Linked DNA regions of Mus musculus: regions 2, 3 and 4 are each linked to region 1. The links are chromatin loops, found by intact Hi-C in ENCODE. Cell type or tissue: left cerebral cortex. All regions are shown on one strand. Region 1 has its middle 420 kb from the start of Rps6ka3. Region 2 has its middle 330 kb from the start of Rps6ka3. Region 3 has its middle 590 kb from the start of Cnksr2. Region 4 has its middle 580 kb from the start of Cnksr2.

The links. Peaks named below come from ENCODE experiments on the same cell type or tissue, not always from the same donor. Only the 100,000 strongest peaks of a DNase experiment are listed, where the experiment ranks them.
Region 2: a loop joins it to region 1, with 4 times the contacts of the local background. A loop is called at or near these places in 3 of 42 quality-filtered maps.
Region 3: a loop joins it to region 1, with 3 times the contacts of the local background. A loop is called at or near these places in 2 of 42 quality-filtered maps.
Region 4: a loop joins it to region 1, with 5 times the contacts of the local background. A loop is called at or near these places in 3 of 42 quality-filtered maps.

The regions. Positions count from the first base shown.
Region 1 is chrX:158,833,770-158,836,269 of GRCm38, reverse strand. It overlaps the pseudogene Gm5764. Among named protein-coding and RNA genes, the nearest start is that of Rps6ka3, 420 kb to the left of the region's middle. In left cerebral cortex, no CTCF peak of the experiment used is centred here; a DNase peak (open chromatin) is centred at 1,121.
Region 2 is chrX:158,921,025-158,923,524 of GRCm38, reverse strand. No RefSeq gene overlaps it. Among named protein-coding and RNA genes, the nearest start is that of Rps6ka3, 330 kb to the left of the region's middle. In left cerebral cortex, a CTCF peak has its summit at 1,208 (motif pointing right); DNase peaks (open chromatin) are centred at 1,250, 1,485, 1,846, 2,425 and 1 more place; H3K27ac peaks cover 2,335 bases.
Region 3 is chrX:158,631,183-158,633,682 of GRCm38, reverse strand. No RefSeq gene overlaps it. Among named protein-coding and RNA genes, the nearest start is that of Cnksr2, 590 kb to the right of the region's middle. In left cerebral cortex, no CTCF peak of the experiment used is centred here; a DNase peak (open chromatin) is centred at 1,083; H3K27ac peaks cover 556 bases.
Region 4 is chrX:158,626,325-158,628,824 of GRCm38, reverse strand. No RefSeq gene overlaps it. Among named protein-coding and RNA genes, the nearest start is that of Cnksr2, 580 kb to the right of the region's middle. In left cerebral cortex, no CTCF peak of the experiment used is centred here; a DNase peak (open chromatin) is centred at 1,229; H3K27ac peaks cover 170 bases.

The sequences.
Region 1 (2,500 bases):
TTATTTAGGAGTTAGTTTGAAACTGTACCCCTTTAGCAAAATAAAAGTAGTAGGGCCTATTTTCTCTCCAGCCACAGGTTTTTGGCCATGTACTAGGCTTGAGTTCCTCTCTGCAGATTAGGTCACAAACTCGGTCAGAAAACAATTGGTTATCCCCTTAATGTTCTTGCTGTGTGACCAGCAGTCTAAAGTAATGTGGATAAAATCACCTATGAGTAACATTTGATAAGAAGGATGAAGGAGGTAAAAAATGGACGTCTTTGAACTGAAGGGTCATGGGGAAAGGCAGAGATCAAATGAGAGCTGTAAAACGGTGCAAATGGACAAGCAAAATTCTTTGTATACTGTCAAATCTTGCCTAGGACTGCCATGGACAGTAATATCTAGTCAGAGGATTACGACAATCCAATTATGGCATTATCTCATTGGCTCGATAGCTGGAGTAATGGGTCAGGTGCATATGAAAGTGGAATCTGCTCTTTTTCATTTTTGCCTGAGTAGATGCTTCAGTGAAAGTGACCAGCAGCTTGAATTTGCCAGACACCCCAGTTTTAGCACAGAAAGCCTGGCATTGTGGGGTCTCAAGCCTTGTCTCCTCTATCCTGTCCTGTCCTGTCCTAGCCTATACTATCCTATTGTATGTAACACTGACCTGGAATTTAGTGTATATCTATCACAGAGAAGACTTATTTTTCTGGCTGGTCGTGGGGGAGGGGTTCTCATTGGTTTCTTAAGTATATTTAATTTGCTAATGATGAGTGCTAGACATTGTGAAGATGGTAAATAATTTTGCAAAATCGGATTCTGGATTCATTGTCTACAGCAATTTAAATGGGTTTTCTTCCTTCCTTCCTTCCTTCCTTCCTTCCTTCCTTCCTTCCTTCCTTCCTTCCTTCTCTCTCTCTCTCTCTCTCTCTCTCTCTCTCTCTCTCTCTCTTTCTTTCTTTCTTTCTTTCTTTCTTCAAGATTCATATATAATGCCAAGACAATTGTCCTCATTCGTGCATGCATTTATGCATGTGTTACCATTGGCTGGTATAGTATTGACCTACATAGTCATAGAAGCCAAGAAGATACAAGGGGAGGAGAAAAATTATGGTAATGCTGAGCCTCCAGTCTGGCAGATGGATGTAACCTACTCAGAGTATTTTCAAAGCATGTGGCTTGAATGCAGATTAATGTCATGCAAAATGAATATGCAAATGTTAAGACACCAAGTCACAGAGTAAAATGCCACATCAGAGGAAGATAGGGTTAATCAGGAAACCTTTTTGAGGATGTTAATGCCAGTTTATGAAATGAAGATAATGTCACATAAGGGGAAAAATAGCCAAATCACAGAAACCACTCAAAGTGAACATTAAAGGAAACAATGATGATGATGATGATGACGACAACAACAACAACAGGGGCATTGGTGTGGGGCATCATGATGAACTCTATGAAGTTATCTGTCACAGAACAACTGAAACCTGGTTTTGGTCCTATTTTAATTATCACCTAGCTTTCTGGTTGGCAACTGGTTTTCTTGACTTAGAAATCACTGGGAATTTTTTTTACTTGAATCACAACATTGAGTTAGAATCTTGAGCAGTGATTCTCATATTTGAGCACATGTAAGACTCATCTGGAAGACTTGTTAAAGAGAGGTGATGATCCCTACTTTCTGAGTTCCTCATTTAACAGTTCCAGTTGGACTTGAGAATCCTGACTATTGGTAAGTTCTCAATATAATGCTACTGCTGCTGCTGATACAGAGATCACACATTGAGGATGAATGGTTCAGAAGACCCTAGAGTAGTGGTTCTCAACCTCCTTAATGCTGTTATTTCAGTGAATCCCCATCATTATTTACAAACAAATAGCAATCTACTCTTTTTTTTTCAGCTTTTAGGAACTTTATTTTCCTTCCACCATTTTTCCCCTTTGCTCAGATGTGTACAGAGCAGCTCAGAACCACACAGTGGTGGCTCCAATCCTCTTGGCCTGCCCTGTGGGAGCTGCTGACCAGTCCTCAATGGCTGGCTGCACACTCCTGTCTTCCGTGTGGAACTGCTGGATGGGCACAGAGGGAACCTGCACACCCTCAGACCCATCGGCCACCTCAGGCTGAGCAGCAGTGAACTCAGGAGCTGGTGAAGTCCATTTGCCCTGAAATTCCTCCTTGGTCACAGCCTTCTCAGCAGCAGCCTGCTCCTCCTTCTCAATCTCCTCTGGGTCTCTGTAGAAGTAATGATCAGGCATAACCTCCCCTGGATGCTCACGGGAGATAGTACCTCGAATGCGCAGTACTTCCCTGGCCAGCATCCATCACATCAGACCCACTGAGTGAACTCCCTTATTGCATGGGATGGCAATGTCCACATAGCACAGGGGAGAATTTGGGTTACACAGAGCAATAGTGGGCAGGTTGACATAAGAGGCCTCTCTGAGGGGCTGGTAGTCAGCTCTGGGATCAGTCACCACTAAAAGCCGTGGCTTTCTGAAGGCTGCTTGGATC
Region 2 (2,500 bases), 87 kb before region 1:
ATGTACGCTGTTAACTACAGACGTCTGGGTTTGCTTCTCCCGAGGGGCTGATGGAAGATTCACCAGCACGTGGGTGAAGCAGCAGCCTTGTGATCTGGCTTCCCAGCCTCCGAGCCGCCTTCCAGCTGCCTTATGTAATGTGATCTGTTTGCTGATGGGAGCCTGATTAGTTTCTGGGTGGGAACTGCAAAACCTGTGCACAGTCCCCGTGAGTGCTAGACTCCGCCAGCCTAGTTGAGTTTGTATTTGTCAGGCAAGCAAGGGGTTAAATGGAGCCACACTAAGGGTATGCACGTGGGTGCACAGGGAGGCCAGGAATGGTGTGGATGAGTGATAGAGGCAGTTGAAGTAGTCCGAATAAGAGCAGCATGTGGGTGGTGGAGAGGGAGAAAGAAAAGCCGGGGAAGGGCTTTAGGGAGGAAAAGCAGTCGCCACCAAGCAGCTAACCGTAGATCATTGGCATGCATTCCTTATCAAATGAGAGCAGGACACAGAGACTGAAATCAAGCTGAGCAGAATTTCTAATAGAACTGGCTGACCTTTCAAACGAAGTACTTAAGTAAAGATGGGCAGCACATGGCAGGACTTTTTACAAGGAGGCAAAAAGTGGGCAGCTCAGAGTTTCAGGTGTACTGTATTTAAACAACACATCTCATTGGTTTTGAGTCAAAATACTTTAAAAGTACCCCTCAAGCCACATTTAGTGCCTCAAGCCTGTAATCGTAGCACTCGAGAGGTCGAGGCAGGAGGACTGGTGGTAGTGTGCAGCCAGCTTGGGCTATATAGTGAATTTCAGGCCAACCTAAATTATACCAGGAGACCCTGTCCCTCCAGGTAACTTTATTTGCTCTGGAATTCTTTTTATCGTCCCAAGTTGAGGGGACTGCATGCTGTTTTGGTAGGAGTTTAATATAAATAGCCAAAGTTTTTTTTACACTGTTATCCTTTGAGAGTTGTTTTATTTTCACATTTCTATAAATATGTTCAGCAACAAGGTTTTTGGAGAGCTCCCCAAGAATTTCGCTTGTGAAAGTCTCCATGAGAATTAAAAACAAGTCCCTGTGGGTTCTCCATAACCGCTAACTTTAAGACTAAAAAGTTACATTAATGAGTTCTCTATAAATCTTCTCTCCGTCGATAAAAAATTCTTTTTGGTATGGTAATTTTGTTTACTTCTCTCAAGAGTCAGTCATAATCAAACTTGACCAGCAGGGGGCGAGCGTTCACAGAAAATGCAAGTAGTCCCTGCTCTGGCTGATTTGCCGGATGGAAGAAACAGGTTTTATTCTGAGGTATTTTCAGTTCAAATTCAAGTTCTAGAACTTTGATTTATTATTAGCTTCTCTTACTTGGGGAGAAGGGAGGAGAGAAAAACAGGTCTGTCTGCTACCCGTGTGTTCTACCCCCAACTTTAGGGAAGGGCTCAGAAACCGCAAGTTTTCAGTAGAGTCAAACAGGCTGGATCGTGCATGAATCTGAGAACACAGGCTCCAGTTTTCCTAAAATGACAAATCGCCTCCCGTTACTCAAGAAATCACAAAAGATTCACACCCACCCTTTCTTCCCCCGAGCTTTGTCCTTCTGCGAGTGATTTGCAGTCCCAGACAAGTATTATATAATGATGAGGCAGAGAAGCCTGAAGCTTAGTCTTACTGCTTCTTTCGCAGAAAAGACATTTAAAAAGAAAAAAAGAAAAACGATTATAACACCATCTTAAATGTTTCCGAGACAAACGTTTCTGCCAAGTGTTGGAAGAGTGGGGCATTAGTGTATTAGTTGTGTCCATTTGCCATGGTCCAAGGGAGCAGTTTGAAGGGAAAGATGGAAAGATACAACTTGCGGGTGAGTGGGAAAGGGCCTGCAGTTCCAGGACATCTGGCTCTGATCCCGGCTGATTTAGCTGGCTGAGTATTCTTGAATTCCTTCCCTTCCTGGTCTTCAGTTTTACAAGCTGCAAATGATGACACAATGCCTTCCAATCTAACATGTTACCCTTCTCTCTAGAATAAATGTAGATGACATTGTTTATTTGACTTCTTTCCAAGAACACAGCAACATTCGACAACCAAGACAACATTGTTCAGGATATTATGGTATTTCAAAAATCCCCAAAGTACTTTGTATTTCACATTTCTGCAAACAGTGTCACTATTTATCAACAATTTCCTTAGTGTTTTTATAGCAATTATTGTCTGAGTAATTCTCTCTGGGGAATCCTAGTTAGGTACTGTGTGGTATGGAAAAGCCTTCAATTTTTTTTTTCTTTTTTTTCTTTTTGCTTCTTTTCTTTCTTTTCTTTTTGGGGGATGGTGGTGGGGAGACAGGGTTTTGCTGAGTAGCTCAGGGTGGTCTTCATGCCTCTACCTCTTGAATGATGTGATTATAGGTCTGTGCTACTCTGTCCCCAGCAGAGCTTTTGATCCCTACGATGCAAGCATCTTTGGGGATTACAGTGAGACTTCAGTGACTTGATGTTAAGCACACAGTAAGCTGGGATATA
Region 3 (2,500 bases), 200 kb after region 1:
AGTGAGATTCTGTCTCAAGGCAAAACAAAAACAAAACACTGTATAAATATATGAAATTTTCAAACAATAAAAAATTATTTAAGAAGAAACAGTTGATGAATAGATTTTACCAACGTTTATAACTTCTGTTTATTAAAGTTGAGAAAATGCAAAGCTAAGCTAGTAGAAAAGATTTAAAATATAGGGCATCTGACCAAAGGAAGGAATTGTTGAAGTAAGGGCATACAATGACTACTTTCAGTGAATATATGAAGCACATAAAAACCCAACCAAAAAATGATGAAAAGAAAGGAATTCTGGAATAGACATTTAGGAAAATAAGATACTTTAATGCCTTGTGAATACATACAACAGTGCTAAGACATTTTAAAAATATAGTTAACTAAATTCTTTTGTGATTCAGATATCCCATCCCTATATATGTACCTAAAATGAATGCTTAGCTCCACCATGACATTTCTACATGAATGTTTGTTTCCAGCCACACACTGGAAATGGTATCACCCTTCAGTGGGACATTCAAAACCAGCAGCAGCAACAACAAAACAATAACCTGCCCATATGCAAAACAAAATAAAGGCTCTTAAAATCATTATGCTGTGCGACAGAGAGAGGCTATACTTTATGATGAAAACAGACAAACATAATCAATGGTAATAAGAAGGAGAACAGTGTTTGTCTATGGCAGTGCAGGAATTTATTGGAAGGGGGAATTAGGGAATTTTCTAATGTGATGGAAATGGTCTGTATTTTATTAGGCCATTACCTGAGTGTATACATTTATCAAAGCTAATCAAAATAACACCTGTCTATTTTATTGTATGTAAATTCTATCCCAATTAAAAAATTCTCCAAGCAATAGTTTTTGGGGGTCCATATGGCAACCTCAGACTGGCCAGCAAGACAGGTGAATGAATTTATTTTGCAACAGTCTTTTAATAGAGATTTTAAAACCAGACATTGGATTCATTTGTTTTTAAAGAAACATATTTTTTGAGGAAAGTGTAAAAGACAGATTGGAAAGGGGAGTATCTGGAGGCTACGCAAGTCCAGGCAAAAAGTGCTGAGGCATGAAACTAGGGCAAGTGGAAGTGGGTGTGAAGGAGTTGACAGATGGGGGAAATATGGAGTGAATGTCAATGGAAATACATGGTGGAATTGAAGAGAGCTAGGGAAGAGTTGAGGATGGTTTTCCATTCCTTGATGAAAAATTTGTCCTTTTGTTGTTTGGGGATGAGATAAAGTTGTTGAAGGGTGCAATAAAGAAGGTATTACAGACAAAGTCAAAATACCTGCAGGATATCTATGTGGAGTTTTCCAACCATCACTTGGAAGGATGGATGTGAAACACAGGAGACTGGTAAGACCTAGAATCATAGCTAGAGATAAAAAGTGGGCAGCCCAAGGAATTAAGGAGAATGGAAAACAACCAGAGGGCTGGAGGCAATGTCACATAAGGTATCTCAGCACAGATAGCATGTGCCAAGCTTGTGAAAATTCGTAAAGCTCCCAAACACCCAAAATTCAGCCTTTTCACATTCATAAACCCCCAGATACCCTCAGGTTTTCACCTTTAAAATTCTATCATTTTTGCTTCTTTCTTACTAGTGATCACACATGAGAAGAAGGACAAAAGAATGTAGATCTGATACTAAGTAATTGGTGTCAATTCTCATCCTCCCTGTCAGGACCTACTTTTAGCTTGAAAGAATGTAATGGAATTTAGTGGAGAACAGCACAAGTAGCACATTTAATCAGACTCAGGAGCCAGGAACTGAGAGTGGCAAAATGTTAAGTGCTAGGTAGCATTCTGCGATTATTCTACTTTAGTGGCATCTTACTAAACATCGTATTAATCATAATCTTATTAATCATTATCAATTAAATATCAGATAGAATTCCACCTAAAAAATTTACATATTTTTCTCCTGATGTCTGTGGCAGCAGGTGGTTGCAGCGAGTCTCCTGGTGATGGAGATTGAATATGGCCCCCAAGTTATGTGGCTTTTAGTAGTCTCCCTCCTTCGAGTTTCAGACTGAAGTAGTAGCCAACAGACACAAACGATAGAACACTTGAAGATAAAACCAGGAGAGTGGACTAAGTGGAGCTTAGAGGGGAGGAGTTGAAGAGAAAAAAAGGAAAGCAATGCAGCCCAAAGCCAGGGAAAAACATTTGTAAAGAGAATACTCAACAAAACTTCATGATGCTAAGTTTAGTGGGCTAATTAGCAATTAGGTTTGGTACTTTCTAGAAGTTCACACCCCACTCCCCACAGCTGCATATTTAAATTCATTCCCCTGGTCCTCTGGGCTTCTCTCCTGTCTCTCCCTCCATACCTGATCCTGCCCTACCTTTCCCCTCTCCCACCCACATCCCTCCTTTCCTCTGTCTCCAGTGATCATTTCCTTCCCCCTTCTAAGTGGGATTGGAGCATCCTCACTTGGGCCTTCCTTCTTGTTAAACTTATGGTCTGTGGCTTCTATCATGGGTATTCTGTAC
Region 4 (2,500 bases), 210 kb after region 1:
TGCAACTACATAATATTTAACTGACTGTATGTTATAGAATGATGCAATAACTTATTTAACCCAGTTTACATAGATGTTTTAGTATTTTCAATCAATGTTGCAATAAATTTTCTCAAGCATGTGAGTTAGGAATATGTTGGATAGTATACAGAGATTGAATTGCTAGTTCCAAACAATGTAATATTGCTACACAGAAGTCAGACTAATGTATATTCCCATCAGCAATATTTGAAAGAATATTTCCCAATGTCTTCTCCAAAAGAGTATATTAAAAGTATATCCTTAAACTTTAAACTTAACACTGCATTTTAAAATTCAAGTTTAGGGACTAGAGAGATGACTTAGAACTTAAGAGCACTGTTGGTCTTGCAGAGGACCTGGGTTTTTTTGGTTGTTGTTGTTTTTGTTTTGGGTTTTTTTTTTTAATACTAAGTACTGCATGTTGATTCAAAACCATCTGTAACTCCAGTTCAAGAGGACTCAACACTTCTTCTGACCTCCATAGGTACAGAAACACACATGGTACACAGGCATCCATGAATGAACAATACTCATACACATAAAAATAAAATAGATCTAAATAAAATAAAATAAAATAAAATTCAAACCTAGCATCTTCTGTGGTGGCAGTTCCCAATGATGATGTCTGTTTGAACATTTCCTGATGAGATAATTCTGCCATTCTTCTGAATAGGCTTCCTCAGTTTCCAAAGCATGTGGATGAGTTTCAGCCTCTTTGTGACTATTTGTTAATTTCCCTGAGGGGTTATCACCTTTTACTGACCTAGTAAATTCTATTTTCTGAGATCAAAGACATGGATAAGGCAAACATGATACTGTTACATTTTGAATATGAAATTTCTCCCTTAGACTCATGTGCTGACTACTTGGTTCCAAGTTAATGGTGGTGTTTTAGGCAGTTCTGAAAATTTTAGGAGATAGGCCTAATTGGAGGAAGTCCAAATTTTGACATTATAACAGATCCCTGGTCCCTCTCCCTCTCTCTGCTTCCTGTCTACCTCTTCATCTACATATTCCCACTGCCATAAGGCTCTGCCTTGCCAAGGGCCCAGATTTGATGGAGCCAGGGACCAGAGATTGACATTTCAGAAAATACAAGTCAAAATCTTCCCTTCTTTTTAGTCGTTTCTGACAAGCATTCTGGTCATAACTATGCAAAGTAACTAACACATCACCTACAGAGATTCTATTCTCAGGGTCATATAATTTAAGTGTCAACACTTCCAAGACTCAAAGAGTGCATGATGAGACAGTTAAGATAGGTCATCATAATGGTAAGCACAACTTGGTAGATTCTTACATTTTTCCTTCGTTTGCAGCTTGAATATTTCCTTAAAACCATTTATAGCTTCAAACAATAACTGCCTCTGAGACTAAGGAGAAAATGAGAGATTTGGATTCCTCGGAACTAAGTGTTATATAACTGTAGGTGAGTCATTGTTCTGTAGTAAAGGAAGATAGTCTTGAAGCTTATTACAGGCTGTCGAGGGTGGCAGTAGATAATGATGATAACACAATTCCTCTTCTTCTTTTCCATTTATAAGAAAAGAAACATTGTGATACGAGGTGGTACATAAATTCTAAATAATTCATCTCTTGAGCATGGGTTTGGTAAAGACTTTTGAATATACATTTATTACTTATCATCCTATATTGTATGGCTTCATTTTGTTATAGATTAAAGATATGTTTCAAATTACTAGTATGAATTGTTTCTGAATGCTACAGGTGCTATTGTTATAATCTGGAATGAAAATATTGATCTGAAAGTTTTTTATGAGGTTTGAGTATAGACTTGTGCCTATGCCTAAAACACTGTTAGCATGAAAGCCATCTGATTGAGCATGAATAATCAATACAGTTTAAAAAGTTTGGACTCTGATGGTGAGTATACTGTTGTTATGTTTTCTTTCTTTCTTTTTTGCCTCTTTCCTTCTTTCTTTCTTCCTTTCTTTCTTTCTTTCTTTCTTTCTAGGTATTTATTTCATTTACATTTCCAATGCTATCCCAAAAGTCCCCACACACTCCCCCACCCATTCCCCCACCTACCCACTCCCACTTCTTGGCCCTGGCTTTCCCCTGTACTGAGGCATATAAAGTTTGCAAAACCAATGGGCCTCTCTTTCCACTGATGGCCAACTAGGCCATCTTCTGCTACATATGCAGCTAGAGACACGAGCTCTGGGGAGTACTGGGTAGTTCATATTGTTGTTCCACCTATAGGGTTGCAGATCCCTTTAGCTCCTTGGTTACTTTCTCTAGCTCCTCCATTGGGGTCCCTATGATCTATCCAATAGCTGACTGTGAGCATTCACTTCTGTGTTTGCTAGGACCCGGCATAGTCTCACAAGAGACAGCTATATCTGGGTTCTTTCAGCAAAATCTATGTTTTCTTTGTTTTCAAAATAGCCAAGGTTTAGAGATGACATTATCAGTAGTAAGATGGTCACTTTTGTGTCAACTTTGAATTATCTCAATC